Regions from separate parts of the Mus musculus genome. Here region 2 is linked to region 1. The links are chromatin loops, found by intact Hi-C in ENCODE. Cell type or tissue: left cerebral cortex. All regions are shown on one strand. Each heading gives the region's core, and the rest is flanking DNA. Links, peaks and the distances in the headings are about the cores only. Region 1 holds the start of A830018L16Rik (RIKEN cDNA A830018L16 gene). Region 2 overlaps Prex2 (phosphatidylinositol-3,4,5-trisphosphate-dependent Rac exchange factor 2).

Region 1 (16,684 bases), core at 4,008-12,007:
TGCCTACTTTTCAAAGTGTTAGGTGAACTGGTAACACAAAAGTCCAACAGCAGAGACAGCAGAGGCATTGGAGTGGCAGAGGCACCAACTGTGGAATGATTGACTGACCAGGCTACAAGGGTGGCAAGACTGCCATTGTCTTCACAGTTAAACGAGGGACAACATGTGCTGCTGCTAAACAGCCTGTCTGCAGAAGAGACACATTCTGTGTCTAAGAGGATTCTGGCCTTTGACACACTAAAGACAGAAGGAAATCATCCATGCAACAGATCTTTCTACGCCAAGAAGCCAGGAATGTGCTATATATGAAGAAGTAAAGCTTCCTGTGCTCCTGTATAGCTTTCTATCTCTACTCACTTGTCTTCATTCTCTTCAGTGATCTGTTAAGCAAAATACATGACTCCTTATAAATATGGTTTAATTATTGCATAGAACCCTTTTCTTTTCTATAGTGATGGTATTATGTGCTTAGATAGAGAGAGATAGGAAAGTACAGTGCACCATCCTAAAACGTGAATTTGGACTTCATTATTATTTTTCTATTAAAATATTTTATACACTATATTTGGATCATATTTCTTCCCCCCACAAACACTCCTCCAATATATTCCCTACCTCCCTACATTTTGTTTTGGAGTTTATTTTTTGTTTTGTTTTTATTTGAGAGAGAGCCAGAACGTGGTATTGTACAGATTCTCTTGATATGTGATTGCTTCTAGTGTAAACCCAGAACTAGAGAAACTCTGTATCCTTAGAGCTTCTTATGTGCTCAATAGGTCCCCAGCTTCCACCGCTGAAAATTCATATTGCAGACTCTAAGTCTTGTTCGAAGGACTGAGCCCCATGTCTACAGCAGTGTGGTCTGCAGGCTGAAATAGAAAAGCAGGAAGCTAGCTCGCTGACAGCTAATGAGAAGAAAGGTAAGCATTTTGAGACAGTGGACAGTGTTGGAGCAAGGAGGAAAGGAGAAATAGAAAGGCTAGAAAGCTGAGGCTGACGACAAATAGAACATTCTGGTGAGCCAAAGAAATGGTAGTCTTGGTCACTGGAAGAGTTCCAGGCAACTGTAAAACATGTAGGGCCAATGGACACAGACACCACAGACATTGGAGCTGTCACTTGTCACTGACCAAGACCAGCCCTTGAAAAGATCCATCCCTCCTATCCATGGTTTCAATCTACAGAGTGAACAAGGCCCCTGACAGCTGGTTGGAAACATTGCTGAAAGAAACATTGCTAGGCTTCTATACTGGAAGATTACCTTCCCACTTAAAATTGCTAAATATTTCCTGGGAAAATGCCTTGGGAATATGTCACATCTTACCTTCCATCCGACTTTGTCTCACCAGTTAAGCAGTGGTTGCTTTTCTCTTGTCTGCATTATGAAGTAGCAATTTTCCCAGTCTCTTACTCTTTTGAATGTTACTGACAGACGTTCTATTATTTAACCTTTCTCCTCTTTCAAGGATCAAACACATTCTGTATTGCATTAAATCTTATTGGAATCAAATGTTGTATTTTATCCAGTATGATAAACTTTTAGCTTCATTCTATATTTTGAGTTTCGGGTGACTCTGGTTTATGAGCCTCCTCAAACTGGCTTCTCTGTCCTTGTGACAGCATCACCACCTTTTAAACATCAGGTGTAAGATACTCTGAGTTCATTCATCTTATACAAACCTGAAGTCAGCCATTCCTTTAACAATACTTAATTATTCTAGTAGGGAAAGATATGTAGATACTACCATCCATGTACCAAATATGCTCATTGCTACTCAGATGTTGTTATTCCTAGTTTCTCACAGTAAACAGAGCAGAGATTTAAATGTGGTACAAACACCTTAACATAAGTGAAACCTATACCTGTTACTGAAAGACATGAGATTACATGGTACTTGTAACTCAGTTCTAACATCCAAACTTTACTCTGCTTTTGATCTGCGATCACTGTCTTCATTAGTGAGAAAACTGGCTCTCATGATTATCTTTTTTAAAAGATTTGTTTATTTATGTATATTAGTACTGTGATAGAAGAGAACATTAGACAGAAGAGAGCATCAGATCACATTATAGATGGTTGATCTCATTGTAGATTGGTTGGTTTGATGCTCTTTTTTTTTTTTTTTTTTTTTTTTTTTTTTTCTGTTTGTTAGTAGGAGTGCTCACGATTAAGTCCAGACCTTGCGTATGAAAGTCAAGTGCTTTCTCACTGGGCTGCATCCTCAGCACTATTTCCTTCTGGAGTTATTTTATTTCCTTACAAACTATTTGAAAATAAGACATAACAAGGTAGAGATGAAAATTAATGGGCATTAATCTAAAGCATATCAAATACGTTTTAAAAGATTATTTTGATGTTGAATCAATAGAAATGTGTTAACTTTGACTCTTGAAAACTTGATTAAAATAAATGCCTTTCCTCATCTTTGACTTTAACTGTCCCAGGATTGTAAAGAGCAATATCTATTTAGAAACAAGAAAAGTTCTTATAACTTCAAGAACTGGGTAAAAATCTCTAACAAGAGTTACTCCAGCCGGGCATGGTGGCACACACCTTTGATCCCAGCACTTGGGAGGCAGAGGCAAGCAGATTTCTGAGTTCAAGGCCAGCCTGGTCTACAAAGTGAGTTCCAGGACAGCCAAAGCTACACAGAGAAACCCTGTCTCGAAAAACAAAAACAAACAAACAAAAAAATTACTCCAAAAATGTATTGGCTTATCATTAACATGAAGAGTTTCTGAATAACAAGGTAGTATTTTTTATTTCCTCTTCCCAGAAAGCATTTTACTACGACTACATTTTTTACATTAATCTATCAGAATAAGGTAGGCATGGAGCTTAGCTCTTGAGTCTAGCAAAGAGTGACTAGCATTCCTCCTTGCCCTATTTAGAGCATGCCAGTCACACCTGTGTACCACCATCACACCCAGGAGCACTCCCTAATGAGAGCAAAGGAGATAGTCTTTTCATCCTATAATGAAAAGGAGCGAAGGATAGTCATGAGCTAGGGAAGCATGGAAGCAGATTGAAGTTTGAGCTTCCAGATGTATAAGTAGAAGAGATGAGCAAGTGCCACTGAAGCATAATGTGTCTACATTTGTCTGGGGATGCCCCAGGTCTGTCCATGTGTCCAACTCACCCTGGATGCAGCAAATTAGCTCATACAAAATTAGGCGATGTGAGTCGTACAACACTGAGCCACGAACATGATAAGAGTGTGACTCTATTCTACTTGGAGAGCATTAAACCACATTTGAAGGATATAGTGAGTTGGGCTGGATACAGGGTCAGCACACACATACACTTAAAATGTGTGAAAACACACAGAGTCAACACTATTCTGCTTTGAAGTAGTTCAGGATGTCATACCATTGTGTGAGGGCAGAATCAATATACATGCTACTTTGAGGATTTTTCCAACCAGTAGTTCGTTAATAATTACTCTGTATAGTTAATGGGAATAAAAAAAATCTAAGAAATTACATACCTCTTTGTATGGAAAATGAGAAATTTTGATGATCTATACCATATAATCTCTTGTGAACTAAGTCAAATGATTTCTACTAAAGACAAAGGGGTCACTTTAATTCTCTAAGCAGGTATTTGCCAGATAATTCAAGTGCTGAACTTTTTTAAGCTACTAACTTTCTGGCCTTGGAGTTTGACACCACTCCTGTTTTCACAGCTCACATTTTTACGTATGTTATAAAACGACTCCACTGTGGTGGAACAGGAACCATTTTATACCCTGTCACTTAAGAAGTTAGATGTAAATTTTAAAGCGGTCAAAGTCATACATCTGCTGTATCTCAGCTCTGAGAAACACTCCTATATCCAAATGCCCAGGCTCAGCTCTGCTTGCCTGCCTTTAATAAGCCAAAGGAAAACCGAAATTATTACACGCTACATAAATCTCAGAGTTTGTGGAGTGCGAGTCATTTTCATCTTATGTGTGTTTGTACTCTTTTGAAATGCCATCACCCAGGACTCTTATGCAATGATTTTTAGGCATGGTTTTGTAATGCTTCAAACTATTTTAATTCGTATTTAAAGGTGTATTCCTAGATCACCTGAAATCAAAGTCAGTTTCAGTCTATTTTCACTGTGGTGTACAAAGCAATTTTTAAGCATCACTAATGACACAGTATTAGTGATAAAGTCCATAACTAAGAGATAAACTATGTACTTAAATTTTGTGAATTTTTTTAAAGTTAAGCCTGGTATAGCAATTCATGCCTTTAACTTGCCAGCATTTGGGAGGCAGAGGCAGGTGGATCTCTTTGAGCCTGACGTGGCCTGTATAGGAAGTTTTAACCAGCGCAGCCTTGGCCTCATATCCAGCCATCCTCAATCCTAGGGAGGAGGTTATCTTTCCTATTTGACATTCTTTAAGTAACTTTAATAAGCTCCCTTTAAAGTGTTTCGCTAATTTTAAAAATGGGGGGTCCAAATATTCCTCCCATACAAAGCACACAGTGGGACATACTCTCAATGAACACTCTAACCACTGAAGAAACCTGTATCACTAACCCTGGGGCCTCCATCCAACACAGTGGGGAGTGATAATCATGGCAGCTGCCTATTTTAAATTCTACTTTCTTAAAAGGAATTTTTCGCTTGAATTTTCATTTCTTAAAATATGGCCTAAGAACAGGAGCAAGCTATTGCAGCAATCTTCTCTTCCAGACCAGTGGGGATCCCCGGGGGTCTTCCACTGAGCTTCCAAGTCAGTGTTGAGAATCACTGAGTGACAGAAATTTTATATCACCAGTATCCATGTCATAGATGATACTTCTGGGCTGGTTTGGTTTGATTGACTGATAGTTTGGAGTTTGTTGTCCTTGTGACGTGTATTTCTCTATAGCTCAGACTATTTTCTAATTCACTCTGGAGCTCAGACTGAACTGGAGGCTGTGGTGATTATCTTACCCCAGCCCAACAGGTGCTAGCACAGCAGGTGCGGGCTACTACATCTGACTTCCGCATTGACCCTAACTTGAGGAGAAAGACTACAAATTTGCATGTGTTCCCAAATGGGTATAATTGGTCAATTCTACCCTCGGAGCCAAGCTCTATCATAGTCACTGCCCAAATACTAGCACTTCTGCTTTTCTCCCTTCAGCTATGGAAAGTGCACATCAACCCTTAGAACTACTTATCACTTCCATCCAAGCTAATGGGGATTACGTAATGTGCATCACTGAGTGAAATACAAAGCATAGAATTTTGTTGGTTTAGGTGAGGAGATCTAAAGCTTTCGTGAAGCAATTTTCTTAGTCACTTAAAACTCTTCAGAGGGAAAGTAGCTGCTGAGCATTACAGGGAAAGAGACTGCTGATAAATATCAAACTAAGCTTATTTCCTAATTATGGAGAAAGTTAATTCCATTATTGTCACTTGGAAAGAATGATGGGAATTTTAAAATAACTTGAGTGAGAAGGGGATCTATTAAAAACAATTCACTTATTTTTTTCCTTGGCTAATTGTGCTTTATATTCCAGGAATTAAGCCAACAGATGCAGTCAAAATGCCTCCAATTTATTATTTTGATGTAATTCATATACCGTTGGTTAGTGTGTGTCTACCTTTCCTAGTGTGAGGCTGTGTAATGTATAATCATTGTACCAGGGTTGAGAAAGGCTGGTGATGGCTCACATGCCTAAGGTATGGACTTAGCAGAAGCAAAATTTCCTTTGCTAACATTTTGAAACAAACTAAAAATTAAGAGACCCCCAAGACTTGTGACCCCTTTAACAGAATTTTCGTTGAAACAATTCTCCAACTTTTCCAAATTTTACCATTAAGTTAAGACTGGGAAGGAATACTTGGAAAAGCTTAGTTATTGGAAACCTGTTCTTCCCAGGGAAAAAGACCTTTTTGTGCCCCCCAGGAGCTCTTTCAAGCAGTGGCATTAGTTGCACCTCACCTCGATGGTATTCATATCTCTGCTGCTCTAGTCTCCAAGAAGCTGCTCTGTTTTCAGATCACTAATGCATCCTTTTCCTCTTTCTCCCTAGCTCTTCAGCCTAAGCAATAGGAAGCTGCTTTTCAGGTATGTGCTGCGAGGAAGTCATAGGATAGACTTTCTATAGGAAGAATGCAGACTGCGGAACCTCAGGCATCCCAGGTGAGCCTGGCTACTTGAGTACCTGGCACTCCACACTTCCTCAGCTTGGGGTCAGCACCCTGACAACCTGCTGAACCGTAGCACTTAGGTGGTGCCTGCTTTCTGCCCCTAGGTCAGATTTTCCCTCTTGCTTAGCTTTTTTCTTCACTGTGTTCTTGTCATTAATTATTTGAAGGCGAAGGAAAACATCTCAAGACTGTGTCCTCAGAAAACAGGCATGTTTTCCTAAAACCCTTCTCTGCTCCTTTCCATCTCTGAGAACAGTGCAAAGGGTTCTAGTTTCAGCCACTGGACCAGCTTTAACATTTTTCCCCCAGCCGGGCAACCCCTCCACCTTTTTAGGTTCTACGACTGCCCATATTTAAAAGAAGAAAATTCAATATGCAAGATAGTGTGAATTCCCGGTGTGTGTGTGTGTGTGTGTGTGTGTGTGTGTGTGTGTGTGTGTGTAGATGTACACCTGGATTACCTGTCTCAACCTTAGTCCTGCCATATGGCTACTAGATGCATGACAGTCAGATGGCTCCAATTGTCCTGTTAGGCTGAAGTTAGGCCCTCCAGAGCTCACCTGTCAGTGTCTAGGTAACTGGCCAAGTGCCAGCAGGGCCGCGTTCCAGAACACCTAGTGGGACAGTCCTCCCTCTCCCGCGCATTTGCTCAGCCCCCTACCTTTGCTTAAGAAAATTCTGATTTTTTTTTTTTTTTTTCCTGCACCACCACCACCGCCTTCAAAGAGAGCGGGACCATTCCCCACCAGGGCTCCTTACCTCAAACAGAGGACCGATCTTGTTTTTCTCCAGGTAAGCCTGGATTCGGGTTTGTTGACGAGATGCCATGAGAAAACAGATGGGTCAGCAGAGAGAAGACAATGCGCCTCGGCTGGGGACAGCTCTACTCTACCCCAGGGCAGGAGCTCCGAGCCTGAGCTTTCTGGCACAGCGATGGCTAGCAACTCCGTTAGCAGCGAGCCCGAAGGGAGCAGGGCTCAGGGAACCCGGGCGAGGCTCTACCAACTCAGACAACTCCGAGGCAAGGAGAGAACTACATCGCATCCTGCAGCTCGCGCCCACCCGCTCTCCGCTTTCCGCAGCACCGCCGCCGAGGCGAAATCGCGGGCAGAGGCTGGTCTGTCCTCTGGGCGGCAGCAGCAGCAGGAGCCGGTGGCCGAAGGCGAGTGTCTGTGCAGTGCCTTCGCGAGCCGAGCGGGGGACAGCGCCGGCCGCAGGGGCGACAGCGCGCGGAACCGCCCAGAGCGCGCCACGGTGTGCGCCCAGCTCCTGGCTGCCAGGAACCAGCACCCAAGCTGCTCCCCGAGGCGGTGCTCGCTCCCTAGCGACAGAGCCGCTCAAAAAGCCAATGGTAAAGGTGCTTCTTTCAAAGTGCACATAAATCTGGTGCTTGTTGGCTACTCCTTGGCAGCTACACCCGCAGTTCCAAACCACTCAGCTTGATCTTCTCCTGGCCCAGCGCTCTGCCTTCACTAGGCTGGGATGAGAAAAAGCCGGAGATGAGAACTATGGCTGGGTTTTGCCGCGAAAACAAAGTTGCTTATGTTAAAAAGAAAAAAGAAAGGAACAGATATATCTATCTTGGCCTTGAGCAAGTCAGCCACAACCGGCGTTGCTGCCTGAGAACTGATTGAAAATTCCCGAAGTACAGACACCCAAAGGCTGGAAGCAACCCTTAGGCATTTGGCAGGGAGATGAAACAAAAGCAAGCCAGCTCTCTCTGCTTCCAAGTTTGCCTACACCTTCAGCTCTGTCTGCTACACCTCTGGCTACAGCTCAGGGGCTCTGAGCTCCCACCCAACAGTTATTCCTCCAGATACTTCAGAAGCACATCAACTTTACCTCATACCTTCTTACTATGAGACGACTTTTCAAGGTTAAGATCTGCAGTTATCACAAGGTTCCGTGTAGAGTTCTTTGCATTTAAAAAACCAAAAAACGATATAAAGCACTAAAACCCCAAAGATGAGTTGTCTGGTTCTAAACCATTTTGTATTGCCAAATCAGAACGTTTATACTAAAACTGTTGGCTGTCTCTACAATAATAGGCACGGATTTCTTTAAAACCAACTGCGACAGTGTAGATTTCTTCTTTTTCTGCACTGTGTTCAGGTTTCTGTGACCTGTATCTGTCCAAGCTTTTTCTCTCCGTTTTAAATTATCTAAGCATTGTGCAATAGTTAAGATGAGAATGGATTGTTCCAGGAAGTATTATAATAATTGCCTTTAATAATTCACATACACGAAATCTACTAGAGGAATTGGGCTATTAGCCACTATTGATAACTCGAAGCAGACATGATTTGGGGTGGAAAGATGTCAGAGCTGTTACTTTTACAATCAGCCTCATGACCCACCAGGTACAGGCAGGAGTAATGAACAGTGAGGAGTCCTGGTCTGTCACGTATTTCCTGTAACAGTTCAAAACTACAGTTACTTATGTACTTTTTCATAAGATTGGGAGATACTGACTATACATTAAATATGTTGTAGACTTGGCGTGAAGCCCTGTGAGTCACCTAAAGGCCCAAGTATTTTAAATTCCACATTGTACTAAAAGATCAGGACAGGCCTTCATCAAAATACATCTTCTTCCTCTAAGAGATATGAGGAAGATCTTTCTTCAAATCTATTAATTAAGATAATTAATAAGTCTTCCATAAACCCAGGAGTTCTGCATCAATTTTATTGGCCAGAAAAGATAAAACTTAGTCTGGCAACATTAAAGAAGACCCATAATGCTATTTTAAGTAAGGGTGCTACATCTCTAAGTATCCCAAACTTGCATAACTGAGACATTTCCAAAGCCACTCCACTACTGCGATGCAGCCTCTACCTCAGAAAGCATGGTTGTTCCATTTCTTACAGATTCTGACACCATTGCTACTGGAAGTAGTTTTTTGTCCAGCTTCTCCATTGTAGGCATAACATTAAGTCTGAAACTGTAGAGGCATAAAGCTCCACCTTTGTCTGGTGGCTTTCAGTCCTGTGGAAGTAGTTGACACCTACACAATGATGGTGTGCTAATACAAGAGTAAAGAGGCATACTGTGGCCACAGATTTCTTGAGGGATGTTGTGAGGATTGTGGAGTCTGCTGTCCTCAATGAATACTTAACCAAGGACATAGTATCCATACAAAGTGTTGGAAGATTAAGAGGTTGGTTTCTTTGCTGAGACTGGAGGAGTGGATTTGGGGATAAGGTATCAAGCTTCAACATTAAAAACTAGCATGTAGCAGTACATAGGCCTGCCACAGGCTTGCACTGGAGAAACAGGGGTGAACATAGATGAGCATCACATGCAGTAATAAAAATAATCAGCACCCATCTTACTACATAGTAAATGTCTGGCTGAGCAGTGGCATGTCTCGTGGGAAGTGATTATTTGGGTTACACATTCTATAAAATTGTGACAGCCAGAGTTATGGCTGGAGTCCAGCATGAAAAGAATGGCATCTTATGAAGACGTGCCTAAGACGGAATCTGTCGATTAAATGTGTGTCAAATGAGATAGGAGAAGGAAATTAGAATATCACTGAGTTCTGGTAGAAAGTTAGGAGATGTCAGGTACTTGTTCAAGCCACCTATATAAAACAGGCTGCTCTGTGTTTTCATTCACACTACCTCATTCTCAAATGGAGCCCATTTATATCATATAGTGTAGAAATGGAGCTTATAAATATTCGCATTCCCCATGGAGAGGGCTCTATCTAAGAATGTAGCACTCCGTAATGATAATGAATGAGTTAAATTTTAGTAGATTGGTTCAGTCCACTAGACTAAACTTTCTCCCTATTCATGGTATTTATAGTCTGTTTTATATCATTTGGTTGATTGCTTACATAGAGGCCAAAGCCTCTAAACCTGAGAACTATTTAAAACCATGAATTGTATATTATTAATTTCCTTATATTTACAATATGCAATATATTATAGAATAAGTTCTTTATAACTGTGTCTTTGGAACCCTATGACTCTACACCTTAATAATTCTAATCACCTATAACCTTTATGGTTGATTAGAGGGCTGGAGAAATGGCTCAGCTGTTAAGAGTATGTGCTGTTCTTCCTCAGAGAAGAGTCTGTTTCCTAGCATCACTGCCAGACTATTCACAAAGCCCTGTAACTCTAGCCCTTGGGTGATTTGATCCTTCTGGAAGATGCACATAAACATAATTAAAAATAATAAGAACACATAGTTTTAAGAGATTGTTTGAAATTTAATCCTGGTCTCAGATTGAATTTTACAAGCTTTTCCTGACACATTACCTTGGTATCCTTTCTCCATTCTTGGCCATTTTTTAGTGAGACTATTTTGACCTCATTGTGTTCTAGGGGTGCCTGTCAGTATAATTTACAAGTACACAGAATCCAATTTATAGAATGTGCTAAAGCCCTTGTCTAACTCCATTTGTAAGACACCTTGTACAGCTCTTTAAACAAATGATTTTCAATGAAAGACAGAGCAGTGGCGAAGTCCAGTTGACCCACCTCACATCCACTATCAACATGACCTCTTGAAATTGATTCATTCAACATAGAGGTCAGACAGCAAAGACAGTCTGAACAGGTTTCTTGAACAGAGAAGACTCTTGAGCCCTAAAGCATAGTCAGTCCTCCCTTTCCTTGATGACTTTTGCCTTGTCTATTTACAATAAGCAGCCACAAGTACCTTCCCAAAGAACACAGTGGCTTTGAGCACTCTGCCCATGCAAGGGAAGGGAACACAGACAGTTTCCTTCCTTTCTGCCTGAACAGGTACAAATGCCACATCTACCATCTGAACACAGTCACAGCAATTTCTCCACTGAACCAATGCATTTCATACTGGAGATAATGTCAAGAAGACCGTGCTTTCAATTTCATCTTTTCCAGATGAAAAAGTGGAGACACCCAGCAAATAGCTTATCCAGAGTAAAAGCTAGCAAGTAACAGAATGTGTGCTTGAACCTCCGTGGTGTCTGAAACACTCATAGCCCTGCTGACCAATGTCACAAATGCTTCATTTCCCTTTGGTTTGAGTTTGTTTATGCCTATGCCAGGGGTTATTTTGATAATGAATTTCAAGACCAAGACAATTATTGGCCCTATGCTAAATGAACACACTGTCTCTCATGATTTTCAAAAACACCCAATCAATCACATTCATACTAACTGCTCTTAGTGGCTAGTAACTCAGATTGAATGGTACCATGGAATTCAGAACTACAATGACCCTATGGTTTTACACAGCCATGCCTTCCATTATTAGCCAGTGGAATTCCATCTCTAATTTTCACATTTAAATATTAGATTTTAATATTTAATTTTTAATATGTGTGTTCATAAGCAAACTCCATCTCAAAGTCTTTAATTTATAGCAATAACTGTAGAACAGGCTTACTTATTAAGTCATGAACCATTTGAAGAATATCTTTTTACATGTGATCATATGGCCTACTGGAAGCTGCTACTAATATCAGGAGAGAAGACTATAGCACATGCTGTTTGCCAAAGAAAAGATCCAAATTCAGCATCTCAATTATGGTTTCTACACACATGCCCACCACTATATAAGTCAAACACTGGCAAATAGAACCATTATGGATTGGATCCCATATACAACATCAACTTTCCATGAGCGTGAGTTTTTCCTGAGTCACCATTGTGAAAGCAGTGGACTGACAATCACACAGAACACAGAGAAAACTTCTGTACTGTTGAATCCTAGTTCCAGAACATACCAACTCTCAGATCTGGGCAAGTAGGTCCAGAAGCCTCACCTTCTAATGTAACAATAAATACATCATTGTTCCTATTGTAGGGTTGTGATGAACCAATTTTGGGGGGTAGTTTTTTGTTATTTTTAGAAACACAGTATTTTTAACTGTTAAGCTCTTAAAAATATGGTTGCCAAAGAATATTTGGTGAACATTACTGCTGACAGCAGGAAGTTATTTCTTACAACATCTGTTTTTCTTCCTTCCTTCCTGCATTTTTAAAGGTAAGTGAAGTCTATCTAATCAGAAAATAAATGCCCTGCCCTTCTTATTTGTCTTAATGTCATAGTCTAAAATGATTTCTATTTTACCATTGAGCCACGAAGACAATCTGAAGATTTATAATTGAGTAGACTATATATACATATTGATGTTAAAAATGAAAAGAGAGGAAAAACAAAGTAACCAGACTAAATTGAAGTCATTGCATCAAGCTAATACATTTAGATGTTCATTTTGGAGATAGAAAAGTGTAAGTTCCCTGGACTTATTTAAAACAATATATTCTTTTATGTTGGAGCTCAGCTAACACCTGATACTGGTAAATTTTTTATTTTGGTGTTCATAAGTTATTCTAAAAACACTAACAAAGCTTTGATATTTTTAAATGAAGATATTTCTCCAGCCAAAGCTTTATATATCTAGAAATGTCTTAAAGATGACAATTCTGCATATGGTAGTATCAATTCTAAAAAGAGCCCTTTTTCTATATGTAACAAAGCATCCAGACAGCTAATTCCTAAGACTGTGTATCAAGCTAGGGCTAGTCTAAATATATCTTGTGGATCCCAGAAGAGGATATGGAGCCCTGGTTTGTGTACCATTCTGTTGCTAATGGTCACCATGTATCCCTGTCCTCTGAGTTCTTCACAGTTTCTATGATTTCTGTATCATGGTGTACCACACACCATTCCTTCTCTATTGTCCCCATGAAAAAGGAAAATTTATTTATCACTTCACTATTAACCACATGAAAAATGAAATCTAGGATAGTTCAGACTAAAATGAACAATTCAATACTTCAGTACAACCTTGTATTGGAAATACTGACCAATGTAATTAGTCAAGAAAATAAAATGGAAAATCACATTGGGGTAATAAAATGACATTTCAAAGCATGAAATACAAAACGGCCAATAGACTCAAGACAGGAGAAAATCAACATCTCCAGCCATAAGAAAAATGGATATTGAATCCACACTGAGATTCCCTCTCATCCCAGTCAAAATGGTTGTCATCAAGAGTAGCAGACACTGATATGTATAAAGACACCCTTGCTCATTGATGGTAAGAATATAAGTTAGTCCAGACACTGTATGAAGGTCTCTCAAAAAAACTAAAAATAGACCTGCCCTATAACCCTGCATATACCAGCATTCCTAGCAGGTACCTAAATAGCTCTAATACGTACTACAGAGACATTTGCACATCTGTATTTATTTCTAGGTTGGATCCCAGCATCTAATTTAACAATCAGCAGTTGAGGTATTCCTCACAAATACCTGTAACCTCAGATCTGTGAGAGGTAGAGACAGGAGGACAATTGAGACTTGATGGAGCCCAGCCCAGTGGACAGATACGCACTGGTTTCAAAGAACTAAGCAGAGAGTGATGAAAGAAAACACCAGATACAATCTTCCAGCTTCTGCACACATGAACACACATTCACATATATACAAATACACCTGATACACTCTTCTGACCTCTGCACACATGCACAGACACACACACAAATGTGTACAAACACTCGCATGGGCAAATAAACAAGTATTTTTAAAAGTTACATTCCTTAGGTAGAAATAATCTAAATGCCCAAATACCCACCATGGATGAAAAATAAAATATATATCTGTATGATGTAATATTCTTTAATCATGAAGTTGAACATTGCTGTGCATCAATATGAATTAAGGATGAATATTGAAAATAGTTTAATCAATAGAAGAAATACCATATCCTCTATGTTCCTTTCATAGGAAATATCGATACTATTAAGTCTACCAAGGAAGAAAGTAGGTTAATGGCTGCCTAGGGGAGAATAGGATACAGGGAGTCTGGAAGGCAATAGGAAGGGTCAGGGAGAAAGAGGGGGAGGAATGCCTTAAGTTTCTTTCTGGGGTGAAAAAATGGCCTAACATTCATTGTGTGAATGTTTGCATATATCTTTATGAATGTGCTAAAACTTTTCTATTCTGCATTTTAACTATGTGAATGGTTTGATGTGTGAAACTTATCTCAGTAAAGAAGTTATTTTAAGAACTTACCATAATTGTTAAATTTTGTAGTTTCCAAGCTTCTCTTGGAATAAGAATTTTTGTTATAGAAAAAAATGTATTTTTATAACACACACCCATGGAATTATAAATGCGTCCCTAAAAGAACTTGTATTTGGTGAGCAGAATATATTTAAAAACAAAATGGAGTCAAATGGCCTTGCATTAGCTTAAATGAGCACTTCTGGAACTCCAGGAACTGAAGCCAGAAAGAGGCAAAGACACATCAGTGTAGAGAGAGTTGCTCATATATGGGGTGATTTTAATTGGAGTAAAATAAGACACATAAACAGTTTTATGTAATGGGCTTTACTTCTTTTCTCCTCCTTTCAGGAAGTCTTGGATAGAAACCTTCATTCTGTTTTCCTTACTGTACTGCGGGCCCTGTTTTGAAGGGCAGACTGCAGGAGAAGTGTAAGCTAAGTGGCAGCCTGCACCTGCAAGGCTAGTGATCTTTGTTTCCAGGGAGATTACTGGGTCTCTCTATTTTCTTTCTCATTTTCTTCCCAAACAGTTCTTTGGCTTAATGTACAAATATTTGGCACTTTGCCTCTTTTAAAATAAAAGGGGCACCTTTTAAAATTACCCCATTGATACACCCTCTGTAGTACACTGATTTCCATTACTCTTAACACTCTTATGCATGATTAAAGCACACCCTACTCATCAATGCTCCTCTTCCATCTTCTACTGAAGCAAACACTACTGTAATAAAGTTTCTGTGCATGTCTGATGTTCCCATGGCCTCGAGGTTCTTCAAGTCATGAACCCACTCAAGAAACTGCTTCTCAGTCACAAGGACAAGCACATCTATGTTCTAAGGTGCTGTGACATTGTGCTCAAAGGTGGTGGCAGTAATTTATAATCTTCCCATGACTACAGAGAGATTCCTTTGCCAGAATCTTCATCATAGTGAAGGGGAAGTACCATAAAATATGTGGGTCTTAGTCCCAACTTTGCCAGTCTCACACTATACCGAATGCTAGGCTTCTATTATATAAAGTGATAAAAAAGCCCCAGGGCAGACACCTTGTCAGCTCTGCAGTTTGCTGTCCCTGTTTTTTCAGTCCCTTCTTTATTTCTGGCCCAAGGCAATTCCCTGACTCTCAAGCAGTTCAGCTATATATCTATGAGGATGCTAGTTATAATTTATTGAGTGATTCTAGGTGCTCAGAGCTGGGGGACTTCAAGCTATCTGCATTGCCAGGCACTTAAATCCATAACAGCGCTTTCAGTGCCTGACCAGTCTTTTAACATCCCCAGATGTTAAATGCCATAAAGAAAATAAATGAAATCAAATTACCGATGATAATGAACTATTAAGCTCTTCTTTCATGATTTCATTATTCAACATGAAGGCAGGATAGCATAGCAACTAATAGTAGTAAATCTATGACCAGTTGCTTGGGTTTGCATCCTAAGTGCCCAACAGTAGGGCAAGGAACTTCATCTCTTGGGGACTTGAATTTATCTTAAGCTGAGAGGGAATGGTAACAGTAGTGCCTATCCTGGAGAGCTGGTGTAAGGATTTAGTGCATTAGCATTCATGAAATGCTTGTCTTTATCTGGCAATTAGTATGTGCTACTCAATCACTTGATAAATAAATAAAATGGGATCCTGAATACTAAGCATGCATTTCCAGGCTACCCATGAATAATTTACTAATAGTCTTCCCTCAGCATTCCATCCCCAGCCTATGCACTATAAAGTTTGCAATACCACAGCACAACTTTATAATTCTAGTAAGCTAGCAAAGGTATCTCTGTGCTTATGAATAGAAGTGAACTAGTTGGTGTCCATTGTGCCCTGGACATAAAGAATCATTTGCTTATTCAAATAATCAATTACACATGCTTAAGAGAAAGTGCATTATGTTCACTTATACAGGGTAAGCAATTGTGTTACACAGTATAAGTGCATTGTACAGACAGGGAATAGTAAAGAAATATGCTATCCCATGCATTCTTTGGCCTCAAAGTTGTTCCATCAGCATCCCTTTTCTGACCTCCTTTCTTCTTCCCACTCTGATCACTGTTTTCAACGCAGGTCCCTCACTCAGAATTTTTGTGTTTGGAAGAGGCTATCTGCGCACAACACAGCATAAAGACTTGTGGTCATCAGCACTAGGGATTTTACAGGATCCATAATCATCTTGAGACAAACCTCTGAGCATGTCTTTGAAAACTTTCTAGAATAAGTTAATTGTAGTTAGGAGACCCACCCTAAATGTGTCCTTTAATTCTATTATCCAACATCCTAGACCAGTACTTCTCAACCGGTAGACCATAACCCTTTTGTCGAACCTGTATCTTAAAAAATATTTACATTATGATTCATGACAGTAGCAAAATTACAGTTATGAAGTAGCAACAAAATAATTCGTGGTTGGGAGTCACCACAGCGTGAAGAACTGTATTAAAAGGTCATAGTGCTTCTGAGGAAGGTTGAGAATCACTCTCCTAGACTGAATAAAAAGGTCTTTTCAGGCTGCCCAGGCAATTACCACGTGTGAGGC
Region 2 (16,684 bases), core at 3,417-11,416, 180 kb after region 1:
ATCTTCTGCTACATATGCAGCTAAAGACATGAGCTCTGGGGGTACTGGTTAGTTCATATTGTTGTTCCACCTATAGGGTTACAGACCCCTTCAGCTCCTTGGGTGCTTTCTCTAGCTCCTCCATTGGGGGCCCTGTGGTCCATCCTATAGATGACTGTGAGCATCCACTTCTGTATTTGCCAGGCACTGCCATAGCCTCACATGAGACAGCTATATCAGGGTCCTTTCAGCAAAATCTTTCTGGCATATGCAATAGTGTCGGGGTTTGGTGGCTGATTATGGGATGAATCCCCGGGTGGGGTAGACTCTGGATGGTCCATTCTTTCATCTTAGATCCAAACTTTGTCTCTATAACTCCTTCCATGGGTGTTTTGTTCCCTATTCTAAGGAGGAATGAAGTATGTACACTTTGGTCTTCCTTCTTGATTTTCTTGTGTTTTGCAAATTGTATCTTGGGTATTCTAAGTTTCTGGGCTAATATCCACTTATCAGTGAGTGCATATCAAGTGACTTCTTTTGTGATTGGGTTACCTCACTAAGGATCGTATCCTCCAGATACATCCATTTGCCCAAGAATTTCACAAATTCATTGTCTTTAATAGCTCAGTAGTACTCCATTGTGTAAATGTACTACATTTTCTGTATCCATTCCTCTGTTGAGGGACATGTGGATCCTTTCCAGCTTCTGGCTATTATAAATAAGGATGCAATGAACATAGTGGAGCATGTGTCCTTATTACCAGTTGGAACATTTTCTGGCTATATGCCCAGGAGAGGTATTGCTGGATCTTCGGGTAGTACTATGTCCAATTTTCTGAGGAACCTCCAGACTGATTTCCAGAGTGGTTGTACCAGCTTGCAATCCCACCAGCAATGGAGGAGTGTTCCTCTTTCTCCACATCTCGCCAACATCTGCTGTCATCTGAATTTTTGATCTTAGCCATTCTGACTGGAGTGAGGTAGAATCTCAAGGTTGTTTTGATTTGCATTTCCCTGATAATTAAAACTATTGAACATGTTTTCAGGTACTTCTCAGCCATTTGGCATTCCTCACTTGAGAATACTTTGTTTAGCTCTGTACCCCATTTTTAATGGGGTTATTTTAATTTCTGAAGTCCAGCTTCTTGAGCTCTTTGTATATATTGGATATTAGTCCCCTATCGGATTTAGGATTGGCAAAAATCCTTTCCCAATCTGTTGGTGGCCTTTTTGTCTTATTGGCAGTGTCTTTTGCCTTACAGAAGCTTTGCAATTTCATGAGGTCCCATTTGTCAATTCTTGATCTTACAGCACAACCCATTGATGTTCTGTTTAGGAAATTTTCCCAGTGCCCATATGTTTGAGGATTTTCCCCACTTTCTCCTCTATAAATTTCAGTATCTCTGGTTTTATGTGGAGTTCTTTGATCCACTTAGACTTGAGCTTTGTACAAGAAGATAAAAATGGATCAATTTGCATTCTACCACAGAATAACCACCAGTTGTGCCAGCACTATTTTTTGAAAATGCTGTCTTTTTTCCACTGAAGGGTTTTAGCTATCTTGTCAAAGATCAAGTGACCATAGGTGTATGGATTCATTTCTGGGTCTTCAATTCTATTCCATTGATCTACCCATCTGTCACTGAACCAGTACCATGCAGTTTTTTTTTTTTTTTTTTTTTTGTTGTTTTTAAATCACAATTGCTCTGTAGTACAGCTTGAGGTCTGGCATGATTCCACCAGAGGTTCTTTTATTGATGAGAATAGTTTTTGCTATCCTAGGTTTTTTTTTTTATTATTCCAGATGAATTTGCAAATTGCCCTTTCTAACTCAGTGAAGAATTGAGTTGGAATTTAGATGGGGATTGCATTGAATCTGTATATATTGCTTTCGGCAGGATAGCCATTTTGACTATATTATTCCTGACAATCCATGAGCATGAGAGATCTTTCTATCTTCTGAGATCTTCTTCAATTTCTTTCTTCAGAGACTTGAAGTTCTTATCATACAGATCTTTCACTTTCTTATCACACCAAGGTATTTTATATTATTTGTGACTATTGTGAAGGATGTTGTTTCCCTAATTTCCTTCTATGTCCCTTTATCCTTTGCGTAGAGAAAGGCCACTGATTTGTTTGAGTTAATTTTATATCCAGCTACTGCACTGAAGCTGTTTATCAGGTTTAGAAGTTCTCTGGTGGAATTTTAGGGTCACTTATATATACTATCATATCATCTGCAAATAGTGATATTTTGTCCTCTTCCTTTCCAATTTGTGTCCCCTTGATCTTCTTTTGTTGTCAAATTTCTCTGGCTAGGACTTCAAGTACTATATTGAATAGGTAGGGAGAAAGTGGGCAGCCTTGTCTAGTCCCTGATATTAGTGAGATTGCTTCAAGTTTCTCTCCATTTAGTTTGATGTTGGCTACTGGTTTGCTGTAGATGAATTCCTGATCTTTCCAAGACTTTTATCATGAATGGGTATTGGATTTTGTCAAATTCTTTCTCTGCATCTAACGAGATGATCACGTGGTTTTTGTCTTTGAGTTCATTTATATAGTGAATTACATTGATGGATTTCTGTATATTAAACCATCCTTGAATCCCTGGGATGAAGCCTACTTGGTCATGATGGATGGTCGCTTTGATGTGTTCTTGGATTCGGTTTGTGAGGATTTTATTGAGTATTTTTGCATCGATATTCATAAGGGAAATTGGACTGAAGTTCTCTTTCTTTGTTGGATCTTTCTGTGGTTTAGGTATCAGAGTAACTGTGGCTTCACAGAATGAACTGGGTAGAGTACCTTCTGTTTCTATTTTGTGGAACAGTTTAAGGAGAGTTGGAATTAGGTATTCTTTGAAGGTCTGATAGAACTCTGCACTAAACCCATCTGGTCCTGGGCTTTTTTTGGTTGGGAGTATATTAATGACTGCTTCTAATTTTTTAGGGGAAATGGGACTGTTTAGAATGTTAATCTGATCCTGATTTAACTTTGATACCTGGTATCTGTCTAGGAAGTTGTCCATTTCATCTAGGTTTTCCAGTTTTGTTGAGTATAGCCTTTTGTAGTAGGATCTGATGACATTTAGGATTTCCTCGGGTTCTGTTGTTATATCTCCTTTTTCATCTCTGATTTTGTTAATTAGGATACTGTCCCTGTGCCCTCTCGTTAGTCTGGCTAAAAGTTTATGTATCTTGTTGATTTTCTCAAAGAACCAGCTCCTGGTTTTAGCTGATTCTTTGAATAGTTCTTTTTGTTTCCACTTGGTTGATTTCAGCCCTGAGTTTGATTTTTTCCTGCCATCTACTCCTCTTGGATGAATTTGCTTCCTTTAGTTCTAGAGCTTCTAGGTGTGCTGTCAAGGTGCTAGTGTGTGCTCTATCTAATTTCTTTTTGGAGGCACTCTGAGCTATGAGTTTTCCTCTTAGGACTGCCTTCATTGTGTCCCACAAGTTTGGGTATGTTGTGGCTTCTTCTTCATTAAACTCTAAAAAGTCTTTAATTTCTTTATTTCTTCCTTGACCAAGGTATCATTGAGTAGAGTGTTGTTCAGTTTCCACGTGAATGCTTGCTTTCTATTATTTATGCTGTTATTGAAGATCAGCCTTAGTCCGTGGTGATCTGATAAGATGCATGGGACAACTTCAATATTTTTGTATCTGTTGAGGCCTGTTTTGTGGCTGATTATATGGTCAATTTTGGAGGAGGTACCACGTGGTGCTGAGAAGAAGGTATATCCTTTTTTTTTTTTTTTTTTTTTTTTTTTTTTTTTTTTTTTGGATAAATGTTCTGTAGATATCTGTGAAATCTATTTGTTTCATAAGATCTGTTAGTGTCCATGTGTCTCTGTTTAGTTTCTGTTTCCACGATCTGTCCATTGAAGAAAGTGGTGTGTTGACATCTCCCACTATTATTGTGCGAGGTGCAATGTGTGATTTGAGGTTTACTAAAGTTTCTTTAATGAATGTGGCTGCCCTTGCATTTGGAGCATAGGTATTCAGAATTGAGTGTTCATCTTGGTAGATTTTACCTTTGATGAGTATGAGGTGCCCCTCCTTGTCCTTTTTGATAACTTTGGGTTGAAAGTCGATTTTATTCAACATTAGAATGGCTACTCCAGCTTGTTTCTTCGGACCATTTGCTTGGAAAATTGTTTTCGAGCCTTTCACTCTGAGGTAGTGTCAGTCTTTTCCTTGAGGTGGGTTTCTTGTAAGCAGCAAAATGTTGGGTCCTGTTTGTGTAGCCAGTCTATTAGTCTATGTCTTTTTATTGGGGAATTGAGGCCATTGATATTAAGAGATATTAAAGAAAAATAATTGTTGCTTCCTGTTATTTTTGTTGTCAAAGTTGGGATTCTGTTCTTGTGGCTGTCTTCTTTTAGGTTTGTTGAAGGGTTACTTTCTTGCTTTTTCTAGGGTGTAGTTTCTGTCCTTGTGTTGGTGTTTTCCCGTTATTATCCTTTGAAGGGCTGGATTTGTGGAAAGATATTGTGTGAATTTGGTTTTGTCATGGAATACCTTGGTTTCTCCATCTATGGTAATTGAGAGGTTTGTAAGGTATTGTAGCCTGGGCTGGCATTTGTGTTCTCTTAGGGTCTGTATAACATCTGTCCAGAATCTTCTGACTTTCATAGTCTCTGGTGAGAAGTCTGGTGTAATTCTAATAGGCCTGCCTTAATATGTTACTTGACCTTTTCCCCTTACTGATTTTAATATTCTATCTTTATTTAGTGCATTTGTTGTTCTGATTATTATGTGTCAGGAGGAATTTCTTTCCTGGTCCAGTCTATTTGGAGTTCTCTAGGCTTCTTGTATGTTCATGCTCATCTCTTTCTTTACGTTTGGGAAGTTTTCTTCTATAATTTTGTTGAAGATATTTGCCGGCCCTTTAAGTTGAAAATCTTCATTCTCATCTACTCCTATTATCCGTAGGTTTGGTCTTCTCATTGTGTCCTGGATTTCCTGGATGTTTTGAGTTAGGATCTTTTTGCATTTTGCATTTTCTTTGATTGTTGTGCCGATGATATGGAATCTTCTGCACCTGAGATTCTCTCTTCCATCTCTTGTATTCTGTTGCTGATGCTCGCATCTATGATTCCTGATTTCTTTCCTAGGGTTTTCATTTCCAGAGTTGTCTCACTTTGGATTTTCTTTATTTTTTCTACTTCCCTTTTTAGGTCATGGATGGTTTTGTTCAATTCCATCACCTGTTTGGTTGTGTTTTCCTGTAATTCTTTAAGGAATTTTTGTGTTTCCTCTTTAAGGACTTCTACCTGTTTAGCAATGTTTTCCTGTGATTCTTTAAGGACTTCTACCTGTTTAGCAGTGTTCTCCTGTATTTCTTTAAGTGAGTTATTAATGCCCTTCTAATGTTTTCTATCAGCATCATGAGATATGATTTTGAATCCAAATCGTGCTTTTCGGGTGTGTTGGGGTATCCAGTACTGGCTGAGGTGGGAACGCTAGGTTTTGATGACGGTGTGCAGTTTTGGTTTCTGTTGGTAAGATTCTTTGCCTTTTGCCATCTGGTAATCTCTGGTGTTAGTTGTTATTGTTGTCTCTGGCTGGAGCCTGTTCCTCCTGTGATTCTGTTAGCCTCTGTCAGCAGTCCTGGGAGTCCAGCTCTCTTCTGAGTCACAGTGGTCAGAGCACTCTCTGCAGGTAAGCTCTCCTCTTGCAGGGAAGGTGCACAGAGGTCTGGCGTTCAGACCTGTCTCCTGGCTGAAGATGAAGGACTGAAACAGGGCCTGTCCCAGAAGATGTGTTGCCTCTGAAGTCTGTGTGTTCACCTGCACAGACTGATCTCCAAGGGACCCAGGACACAAGAGGGCTCCCTCACCTGCTCTGGTGGTCAGAGCCCTCCCAGGTGGTCACCTCTCCTCTGTTGGGGAAGGTGCCCGGATGTCTGGAGCCCGAAACGGGGGTCTGTCTCAGAAGCTGTAGCTTCTGCAGTCTGCTTGCTCATCCTCTGCAGTCCTCGAGCTGATCTGAGCAGACTGGTCTCAGGACTTACTCTTTGTGACCTTACCATAAAGAAACGAGGAGCCCTCCACGTCATACTCATGCTACATACACATGCACAATATCCATTGTAATCACAAATCAAAATTTTCTGTCAATTCATTTATTGTGAGGAATCGGTCACAGCATTACAAAAGTAGCCAATACTAGTAACACAATTCAACACATATGGGTGGAGAGCTTTTTTTTTATAAGAACCATTTTGATAAATATAAAAAGGGACACCAAAGCTATCTAACAACTCCACTCAGAAGGTGGAATGGTCTGGAAGCATAATACTGACTCGGTAAATACAGGACTGGTGCTTTGAGACAGAGTTAAGCAGAATGCTTCAACAGTGGTCCATTTTCTTTCTTTTGTTTTTGGTTTTTCGAGACAGGGTTTCTCTGTATAGCCCTGCTGTCCTGGACCTCACTTTGCAGACCAGGTTGGCCTCCAACTCAGAAATCCGCCTCCCGAGTGCTGGGATTAAAGGCGTGCGCCACCACGCTCGGCCCGATCCATTTTCTTAAAAGGAGAATTTGGATACATGCTCAAGATTGTGAATTTTGTAGAAGTACTTCAATATTGCATCTAATTCAAAGGCAATCTAGAAATATTTTTCACAAGTTAGGAAGGCAAAATTCTACTCAGTAATAATCGTCCACAAAAAGATTTTCTCAAGACTGAATTTGAATGTCTTAAGCTGATGCTTCTTAGTCACGGAACAAGAAACAAACTGATTATGAATTTTAAGGTTAACATTTTCCTTTCCTATGGATGGAGTTAGTACAATATATACTTTTGAGAAACAGTGACATAGACAAGAAAACAAAATTGAAATAGGCTAAGACATTCCAAATCTGAATCGTTGGGACCTCAGAATACATTTGCTAGGGAAGACTATATAAGTAATGGAAAAAATTAGGGACTTCTTGGAAATGACAAACATTGGGACATTGGGTGAAGTAGAGTGCACTGGAGAAAGGACAGGTGTGTGAGACTAGGTAAGGCTAGTGTTACTAGAGGAAGGAAATCACCAGGACCAACACACACCCTCTGCTGGTCATTTTAGGTATTTAATTTTCAGAGTGCAGCCACATTCATGAAGGGAAAACGAAACAGCTGCAAGAGAATCATCTTTTTAGTTTTTAAGACTCAGGCTAGAACAAAATAAATTGTCCTTTAAAAACAAATGTTAAGCAAAATAAGCTAGACTCATACAGATAGATACCACAGCATCTTATTAGACTATAAAAATTCATCTTTCTGTTACCCCCCACACCCATGCACGCGCGTGTGCGTGTGCGTGTGTGTGTGTGTGATCCTGAAATTATAAGGAGGATCATAAGATGGAAGGAAGAGATGTCAAGAGAGGGAAAACATAGTTTAGTAATGGAATCCAGGAGACATGCATATAAAAGAGAGAACTATTGATCTGGGAGGAAGGGGTTAATCAGAGAACAACAGGGAGAAAGGGCATTGAAGGAGAATGATGAGGAAGAGTGTATACTATGGAATATATATGTATACACATATACATATTTAATATATCATATATAAAAGTAAAGTATTTTATAATAGTATTTCCATATGCATATGAATATATGTAGATATATGAAATATACATAAATACTATAAAATACATTTTTATGCTAACTTTACAGGAATAAAAAAGGATGGTCTAATCTCTCAAGTAATTTTAATAGTGATCTGTCAAGCAGCTCACTCATGAGAGAAGAATATATGCTAGTTGTTGAAAATAAAATCTTATAAGGTACAGTCTCACTTTCACTGGCTATCGTTAATTTTTCTTGCCTTTGAATTATCAAGGAAATTCACAGTTCCCTTTTAGGGGTCTTAGTCTTGCTAATAAAAGACTTAAAATGGGTACAGAAGGAATTTTGAGGATCATTCTATTACAGTCTCCAAGGGCGGGGGGGCGGGGGGGAATAAAATAAAACAGGCAAGCTGCAAATCTCCGAAGCTGAAGGCAGGAGGAAGATAGTTAAGTAGAAGAAAAAGCTACTCCGTTTTGAGTTTGGATTCAACAGAGTTTTCATATTTACCAAAGCAGTTGCATGGTATAAGGCGAGGGCACAGGGTCGCCTTCAGACAAAATCCTGAGCAAAAAAAAAAGCTTAGGTTTTTGACTAGGATCCAAGACAGGGAGAAAGAAGGGAGAGAGGGCGAGAGGGAGAAAGGGAGAAAGGGAGAAAGCGAGAAAGGGAGAAAGGGAGAAAGGGAGAAAGGGAGTGGAAGGGGGAGGGGGAGGGAGGGGGAGAGGGAGGAAATGGAAGAGGAAGAGGAAGAGGAAGAGGAAGAGGAAGAGGAAGAAAAGTTACACTTTTAGAAATGTTAGAATTCCAAAAGAGGCAGGCTGGCAGGCTTAGCAGTGTGGCATGGGGCAGGAAGGAACTTCGGCACAGCCCGGTACCCCATCTCAGTGAGGCAAGGATTCCTCCCATCTCCTTAGCATATATTCAGTTGAGGTGTCCTCCTGGTCAGGTGACTGACAGCCCTAGCTGCAGGGGACAGTCCTATGTGATGCTCTAATCATAGGGGAGATGAGAAGGTGAACTCTACTCAGGACTCAGATTCCATTCTTTTTTTTTTTTTTTTTTTTTTTTTTTTTTTCAGCAGGAAGTAGCTTTCCCTTAAAGAGACTCCAAAAATCCCTGATACCTCTACTTTTCCATATATTATTTTAAATCTTAGAAAGAGGGAAGCTGACATTTCCTTTCATTGTATTACCAGAGAAATAAGTTAGCTCTAAAGTTAACCATGATGAAAGAGTCTATCTTCCATGGCTTCCAAGTCTGCTAATATCTGGAATAACTGCACAGTAACTGTGCGTAGGAAGAAAGGGAGAATTAACTTCAAATATCATTTACTTGGATGCAAATACATTTTTTTCCAATACCAAGCACATGGCTGTCATGTCTTCATATGGAGCCTTTTTTTCTCTCCATGTGAGGAGCTAGACGTTTACCAGTACAGGAAGTAATGTACTTTCCTTGCAGTTCACTGACCCTTGCTGTAGCTGGCACTATAAGATACAACAATATTTCCCCTGGAAACAATTTGCTATACCTTAATTGCAACCCTTTATTTTCCCCAGATATCAACACCACATATTCCAAACCTCTTTTTCTTAATAATATCATGAGACATGGCCAGAAGGGTATTTGAGACATTAAACATTATATTATCAAAGGGAATATCATCAATAATCTAAGCTAATAAAAATGTTTACATCTTCATCATATGGCCAAAGCATATGGTCTAATATAAAATGAAAAGCTAAGCTAAGTCAACAATGGAGGGGGCTGCATACCTGAGCTTCTGATTGTACTGTTTGACCTTTTCCAGGGAGGCTGTGTTTATTTGTGCTTGAAACTCTTCCACAGAGATGTTGTCTCTATAGCAATATCCTTCCATACTCTCCAATGCTGTGAAACAAGTAAACAGTTTATATGCCATCCTATAACTTAGTCTATGTGCATCCCTTCTAATGCCACTAAGTCTCAATAATACATTAAAAGTGCTGAGTATGTAACTCCAGAAATGAATGAAAATATGCCCTTTGCTCTCAAGATATATATATCAAACAGTGAAAAACATGTTGTTGTTGTTGTTAAATAGGTAAAGGCAATTTCTGGTTTAAACTGTCCTCTATTTTTAAAACATTCTGAATACAAAACTAGACTATGCTGTTCCAAAATATGCTGTTTGGCATGAGGTTTATATTTAGCTGGTTATTCTGAGAAACTGCAGACATAGGAAGTATTCTGAAAACAATGCAAAACTAAGTCTTTTGTAAAAAGAATTTATATCTAAAATGGGAGCCTACATTGTTGTGTGTAGCAGCACAGGTACTTGGGGGTGGGTGTCTGCATTTCCATGCACAGCCCCTGTTCTGCACCATGAAGAAAAAGGGACAAAATCGTAATAGCCTCTGATCTCTGCACAAGCCACTGAGATAAATTTATACAACAAGCTTTGTCCTTATTTTCCTCATGTCTTAGGGTTTCTATTCCTGTGACAAAACACCATGACCAAAAAACAAATTGGGGAGGAAAACAAAAGGGTTTAAATAAACCCTTACACTTGCACATTGCTGTTCATCACTGAAGGATATTAGGACAGGAATTCAAACAGGGCTGGAACCTAGAGATAGGAGTTGATCCAGAGTCCATGGTGGGGTGCTGCTTATTGGCTTGTTCATCATGACTTGCTCAAGCATGCTTTCTTACAGAACTCAGGATGCCATCCATGGGTTGGTGGTCCTCCCGCATTGACCACTAATTGAGAAAATGCTTTACAGCTATATCTCATGTAGGCATTTCCTCAACTGAGGCTCTTTGCTCTCTAATGACACAAGCTTGTGTCAAGTTGACACACACAACCAGCCAGTACACCTTGTCATTGTTTATAATTGGTCCTTTCTCCCTATTTGTTTCCATTGACATGAGTACAACAGTTTTTCTTTTCACCATGGGATGCATTCCAGTCCTGCAGTAGATGCTGAAATGAGGGATTCTTCTGAAGCCTGTGTGGATTTTCACACCATATACATGCATACCCTATACTTCCTTACACCTACATATACTTTTATAATGCTTTTCCCATTTTCACAAAGCACTTAATTTTTTTTTTAATGTTCTGTGGCTGTAACTACTGCAGCATGATAATAGAAGCACAAGGATTCTGTTTCCTCACAATAGTATGGACAAAGGAGCTAGTCTTCATCAACAATAACCTTTTCCCATTTATGCCTCTCTTCAGCATATCCCAATTGCCAGCATGACTATTTTTACATGTTGCAGCAATTACTCACTAAAATCAGGGATACTTAAGAATGAGACCCTGTATAGTCAAGGACCTGATAAGTAAGGGCAACTTAGTGACTCATGGGTAAGTGGCTTATACAAGCTGTTCAAAGGATGATCTCCCATGCTCTGGTTAGATACACAACAAGTTATTCAGAATAGTGTGCAGTTGAAACATGAACCATTTATTTCTCCAATTTGCCATGTAATGTTTTGAAATCACAGTTGCCAGCTGGTACACAAGATCACAAAAGTGAAACCACAGAGAAGACAGAGACTGTAGTTAAGCTGGGGTCAAAGCTGAAGGACACTGCTCCTGGCCCAAGGCACTCCATTTTGTACATCTTCAGCTCTACTTGGCCTCATCAACTAATTTCCTAACTCTATCATCCTCTTCGGTCATTATGTTAGATTCTAGAGATGATGGGACTGATAAAAAGTGATCAAACTGCACTCAAGAAGCTACAGGCCTCAGGGTACAGGAGCCTCTGCAATGGAATCACCACCCCACCATTAGCTACTTTCTGTAGTTGTAATATAAGACCCTGACAAAGAGCAACCTAGAGAAAAATTAGGTATTTTAGCTTCTAGTTCTGAAGGGGACATAGATTTCCTACCATGACAGGGAAGGCACAGCACAAAAGAAACACGAGGTAGGCCTGGCAGTCAGAAACCAGAGTGATCACATTGAACCCACAACAGAAACATGAGGTAGGCGTGGCAGTCAGAAACCAGACTGATCACATTGAACCCTCATACAGCAAGCAGACAAGGAGAACAGGAAGTGTGGCTGGGGAATAAAACCTCAAAGGAAGGTGACACCTAGTAACATACATCAGTCAGCAAGTTCTATTTCCTAAAGCAGTGGTTGTCAAACTTCCTGATATTGTGACCCTTTAATAAAGGCTAAATGATCCTCAGGTTGTAATGATCCCCCCAAACATAAGATGATTTTTGTTGCAACTTCATAACTCTAATTTCACTACTGTTATGAATTGTAAATATTTTGAGGGTATAGGTTTGTCAAAGGAGTCATGAATCATAGCATGTTCTTTGGGACCCTCTGCTGTGCATAACTTTTCCCAACAGTGCCATGAACTGAAAAACATGTGTTCAAACACATGAGTCTATGTGCAACATTTTAAGCCACAATACCTCCCAATTAAGGCACTTACCATGCTGAGTTATCCCCACATGGAAAGCAAAATATTCTTTTTATATAAATTCATTTCCATTAAAAACTGTAAAATAGCAATGACAAAGGCGTAAGTATGCATGACCAAATGTAGCCTGTTGAGATGTCTGTAGGAACTGTTGTGCTAGCTAATATAGGAGATGAGGCCTGAAAGTTGGCAGCACTGTTCCCTCAGTTTGCATCATGAGTTGTATAAAAGAAAATAAAGTGAGCCCAGCAGTAGGTGTGCACAGACTCACTTCCCTCTGCTCTCAACATGGGATGTGGCTAACCACTGCCAGTGCCTGTCCTGACTCTCTTCAATGAGTGTCTGGAACCTGGAACTGTGAGCTCCAAATTCATGCCTTGACTTCACCTTAATTTCACCAATGATGGGACTGTAAATGATCTTTCTTAAAGCTGCTTTTATCAGCACATTTATCATAGTAACAAATGAAACTAGAACACCATTGATTGTCATCGAGACACTTCAAGATTTTGTTCAATGAAGGGTAGAGGAACACTGAAGGGTAGAAACATGTGAAGCTGTAATTTCAGAAACCACCTAAATCTTCTATATGACTATTCTGAAGACACGCATGGCTTTCTTGAAAATCCCTCACCCATGTTTGCATATGCACACACCCTGCTCTAAGTACCTCTCCTATTGCTGTGCATGCTTAAATCTATGCTAAACATCTCTTCTTAATAAAAATCCAATTTAGAATGTTGGTATCACATGGGTAAAATTTCCAGAATATTAATCCTTAGTATGCCTCAATGGGTAGCATGGAGATGTAACTATGGCTGATGCCCACCTCACATTGATAACTTTTCTGATGACCAGGATGGGACAATCTCTGGAGAAGTATAGCTGACTGCTGCTGAACAGTCTTACTGTACTCTCTTAGCTTGTTTATTACCTCAGTTTCTTTTCCTTGGAAAAAGTAAAACCCCCTCCTTGATGCTCAAAGAATATAACTGGCTCTGAAGAGAGGTTTTCCCCCTAGAATTATCAATATACATTTCTGGTCCAGATAGAGCAGTCACTGCTATTTGTAGAGATATCATTGTAAAGTCTATTTACTAATGCCCAAAGCTATTTTCTATTCTCCAAGAGATTGGCCAGAGAATTTTTGAGGAGAAGTGACTTTGATGTGACACTAAGAAGAGTAAGCCTTGCTAGGCAGAGCATTATAAAGCCTTAACCATACTGATAATAGCTGTTTTTATGCAAACCATTCTCCAGACTTCTCTTGACCCTGGCCTACTAGAGCACCATACTTTATTTTAAATACTTTCTCTAAAGCCAGCAACCTCTTCCATTGCTAGCTTGTTTTACAACTTTACCATTTCTCCTTATGATATTAGAGGTATATATAATACTAGAGAAAGCACTTCCAAAACTTTGTAAGGCAGCAGTTCTCAACCTGTAGACTTCAACCCCTTTGAAGGCCACATACTAGGTAGCCTACAAATCAGATACTTATAATTTATAACAGTAGCAAAATTACAATTAAGAAGTATCAACAAAATAATTTTATGGTTAGAGATCACCACGAGTGAAGAACTGTATTAAAGAGTGTCAGCATTAGGAAGGCTGAGAGCCACTGCTGTATGGCAAAGACCAACTGCACAGACTTGAATGTACTAATCTTAGGACTGTTCCAAAGAAGCATAATAAGTCAATATGTAGTGAACATTTTCAAGGGTATACAAAGCAAAATTAGCCACCCAAACTGTGGAGCTGCTCAGTGCCATTGATAGAATACTGGAAAGGTTGGTGAGATGGTTCAGGTAGGGAACATACTGAGAATTTTATGTTATTTTCATTTTCTTCCCATCTTATTCCTTTAAGATACACAAGAGAACACATCGAATATAGTTTAGCCTCATTATGAATTTTTTTTAAATTGAGGAAATATGGCCTAAAAAAGGCATCACAGGAAAAAATCCATCTCCAGGACATCAGTTCTTGCTGTTTGGCCCTGAAAATGAGAGAAGTTACTGCAGTCTGTTTAACAAGTTTACTCTTTGACTTCCTTGTTACTCCTGGTTTGCTTGAGGCTCATCATTTGCCTTTGGAATGTAAATTTCCCATTTTTTTTTTTTTAATCATGAGCTGTTTGGAAAGTATAGATTATAGGTTAAGGATGGCTATTGTCTCATGAAGAAAAAATGGGATTAACAATCTAATTTAAAACTGGCATTTGATAAATTTATGAGGGCATAACCATCCTAAGTAAGCAAGGCTGAGGAGAAGGTTGTAGATATGAGGGAGAGAACAGCCAGAGGCTTCTGAAAGAATTTAAATTGAACGTGGCCAGGAGAATAAACCAGGCCATGAAAGAAGTTGTGATGGATAGTGAGAGAAGAGTAGAAGAGAGACAGAATAGGAGAGAAGGCAAATGGAAGAAGAGAGAAGTCTAGAAGTGGAGGATCAAGAGAGCGTGTGACCAAAATGGCCAAGCTATATAGGAAAGAAAAGCTGGGGATAAGCAGCAAAGCTCAGAGGCTACAGAGATTTGGAGAAGGGGTAGGTATGGGGAGAAACATGCAGAGAGAAGTCAAGACTCTATAACAGATACCTTGGTCAAAGTCTACTTTTATGTGTTAATAGACATGTCAGTTAGCCATTTATTTCTTCAAGAAGTTACACTCATTTGTGTTTGTAAACTTGTATACTGTTTTCTTGGCAGCAAATTGGTTTCTAAGTACATGTTCACATACGTTTTAAAAATTAAATTAGTGTAAATTATTGCACAGTGTAACTGTAACTGGAGTTTTAATGTAGTGGTGCTGGCTCTGGCTTCCTAACAGGCTATGATTAGTCACCTGTCTCAATACGTCTATTAAGGATATCAAGTGCTTGGGAAGGGATAAAGAAGTAGACATGATCAATGTGCCTGCGTTGTAGGGAACAAAGAGATCTATGTATCTCAAGCTCATCTTTGGGTGACTGACATGATCATTAGACTCAAGAAGGAAGACCAAAAGAATAAACAAGAGAAATGGTTAATTGGGCAGTCTTGGCTAAGGTAATCTGTTGCCTGCTTGATGATGTCTTGGTTCCAGTTCAAAAATATGCTCTGAAGAATTCCTCCCTGTTTGAAGTTGGTTTTCAAGAGGTGGCTGCTCATGTTCCAGAGTGCAACCTCACCAGGATATGAGTGCCATCACCTGGAGGTCCTGCTCCACTCCATTGTTCCAAGGTTTGGGACCATGACTTACCCATGTGCCTTCAGCTTGACAAGGGGGTGAAATAATCAGGCAGATATTGTTACATGATTAACATGCTTGCATACAGAGACAAGCAGGTGACCTGAGGGGAGGGGTGCCAGAAAGGGATGAAGGCAGAGATGCTGGACTTTTATCATGCCTCTGTTGCCTTGTGAACCTAAGAAAGAAGCTAATGCTCTTTTTAAAAGGCAGCTACTAAGTAGCTGCTATTATAAGAATCAAATCACTAGTTCATTTAAATGCGTCTACAAAAGGAAGTAAAAACGACCCCAGGGCTGTTAACTGAATGAAAAATAAGAAATAGAAAGGAAAAACAGGACCGTCCCTAGGTAGGTATAAGAGAGACGAGGCAGAGGCAGGGACATCTAGGAGAGTCCAGAATGGGCATGACCCTGAGCCCTGTGAGGAGGTGGAGGGGGGCTGGGCAGGGTAAGGAAAGGAGCCATAGACCAAAGCAGGCAGCTTGGGCCAAGAGACTGACCAAGAGACTGGCATAGCTAAGATGGCCAACTTCAATAGGGATCAGAGGAGTTGGGTTACTGAAACCCAGCCTTATACCTGGGCTGGAGAGTTCAGGGGAGAGCAAGGGGTATGGCAGCCCGGGGGGTGGGGGGGGTGACTATACCAGGTAGAGACCAAGGGATGTTAGCAGGACATAGCAGCTACAATCTACTTTTATATGTTAATGGGCACAAAAATTAGGCATCTGTCCCAGGTTTGAGCCTTAATAGTAGCAAGTTTGACCTGTGTTCTACAGAAGGCTTTATAGTAATTTAAGGTTATTTTTTCTTCATTTTGTTTTAAATAAGACAGAAAGGGGCTGTCAAGTAAGAAAAAAAGAATAGAGAAAGTTATAGACACTATGAGAGTGTAATAGATATAGTAGAATATAAAATAGATTTTGGTAAAGAATATTAATGACAAAAGGCTTCTAGATTTAAATAAAAGAAAAGTTCTGAAAGGAAAAAAATTGTTCCAGAAGAGAGTAAAAAATGAAGATGAAGCATAAAGTTTAAGCCTGTCTCACAGGAAGGACTGAGTTACAAGACTGAATTTTTAAAAATGAAAGTTTTTTATATATACGATCATATGTATTATAATTAAAGGTATTTGGAAATTTTCCTAGGGTCAGTTTTTTGTTTGTTTGTTTGTTTGTTTGTTTTCTTCAAGACAGGGTTTCCCTATGTAGCCTTAGTTGTCCTGGAACTCACTGTGTAGACCACCAGGCTGGCCTCAAACTACAGAGATCTACTTGCCTCTACCTCCTAAGTGCTAGCTCTGGGATTAAAGGTATGCACCACTATGCCCAGCTCTGATTGTTTGCTTTCTGGACTTACTTCATCAGATAATCTGCTCCAGATGATTAAAGGGAACATTTACAAGGAAATAATAATAATAATAATAAATAATAATAACAACAACAATAATAATAATAAATAAGACAATAGCCAGTCTAC

The links. A loop is a pair of places that touch in the nucleus more often than their neighbours do. Peaks named below come from ENCODE experiments on the same cell type or tissue, not always from the same donor. Only the 100,000 strongest peaks of a DNase experiment are listed, where the experiment ranks them.
Region 2: a loop joins it to region 1, with 3 times the contacts of the local background. A loop is called at or near these places in 6 of 42 quality-filtered maps.

The regions. Positions count from the first base shown.
Region 1 is chr1:11,404,849-11,421,532 of GRCm38, reverse strand. It overlaps A830018L16Rik (RIKEN cDNA A830018L16 gene), which reads right to left and starts at 7,428. Exons shown (of 14, transcript NM_001160369.2): 1 at 6,896-7,428. The coding sequence starts at 6,964. In left cerebral cortex, for the core only: a CTCF peak has its summit at 7,281; DNase peaks (open chromatin) are centred at 6,094 and 7,393; H3K4me3 peaks cover 3,467 bases; H3K27ac peaks cover 2,066 bases.
Region 2 is chr1:11,224,431-11,241,114 of GRCm38, reverse strand. It overlaps Prex2 (phosphatidylinositol-3,4,5-trisphosphate-dependent Rac exchange factor 2), which reads right to left. Exons shown (of 40, transcript NM_029525.1): 35 at 9,319-9,433. Among named protein-coding and RNA genes, the nearest start is that of Gm24173, 99 kb to the right of the region's middle. In left cerebral cortex, for the core only: a CTCF peak has its summit at 7,036 (motif pointing left); DNase peaks (open chromatin) are centred at 7,033 and 9,865; H3K27ac peaks cover 390 bases.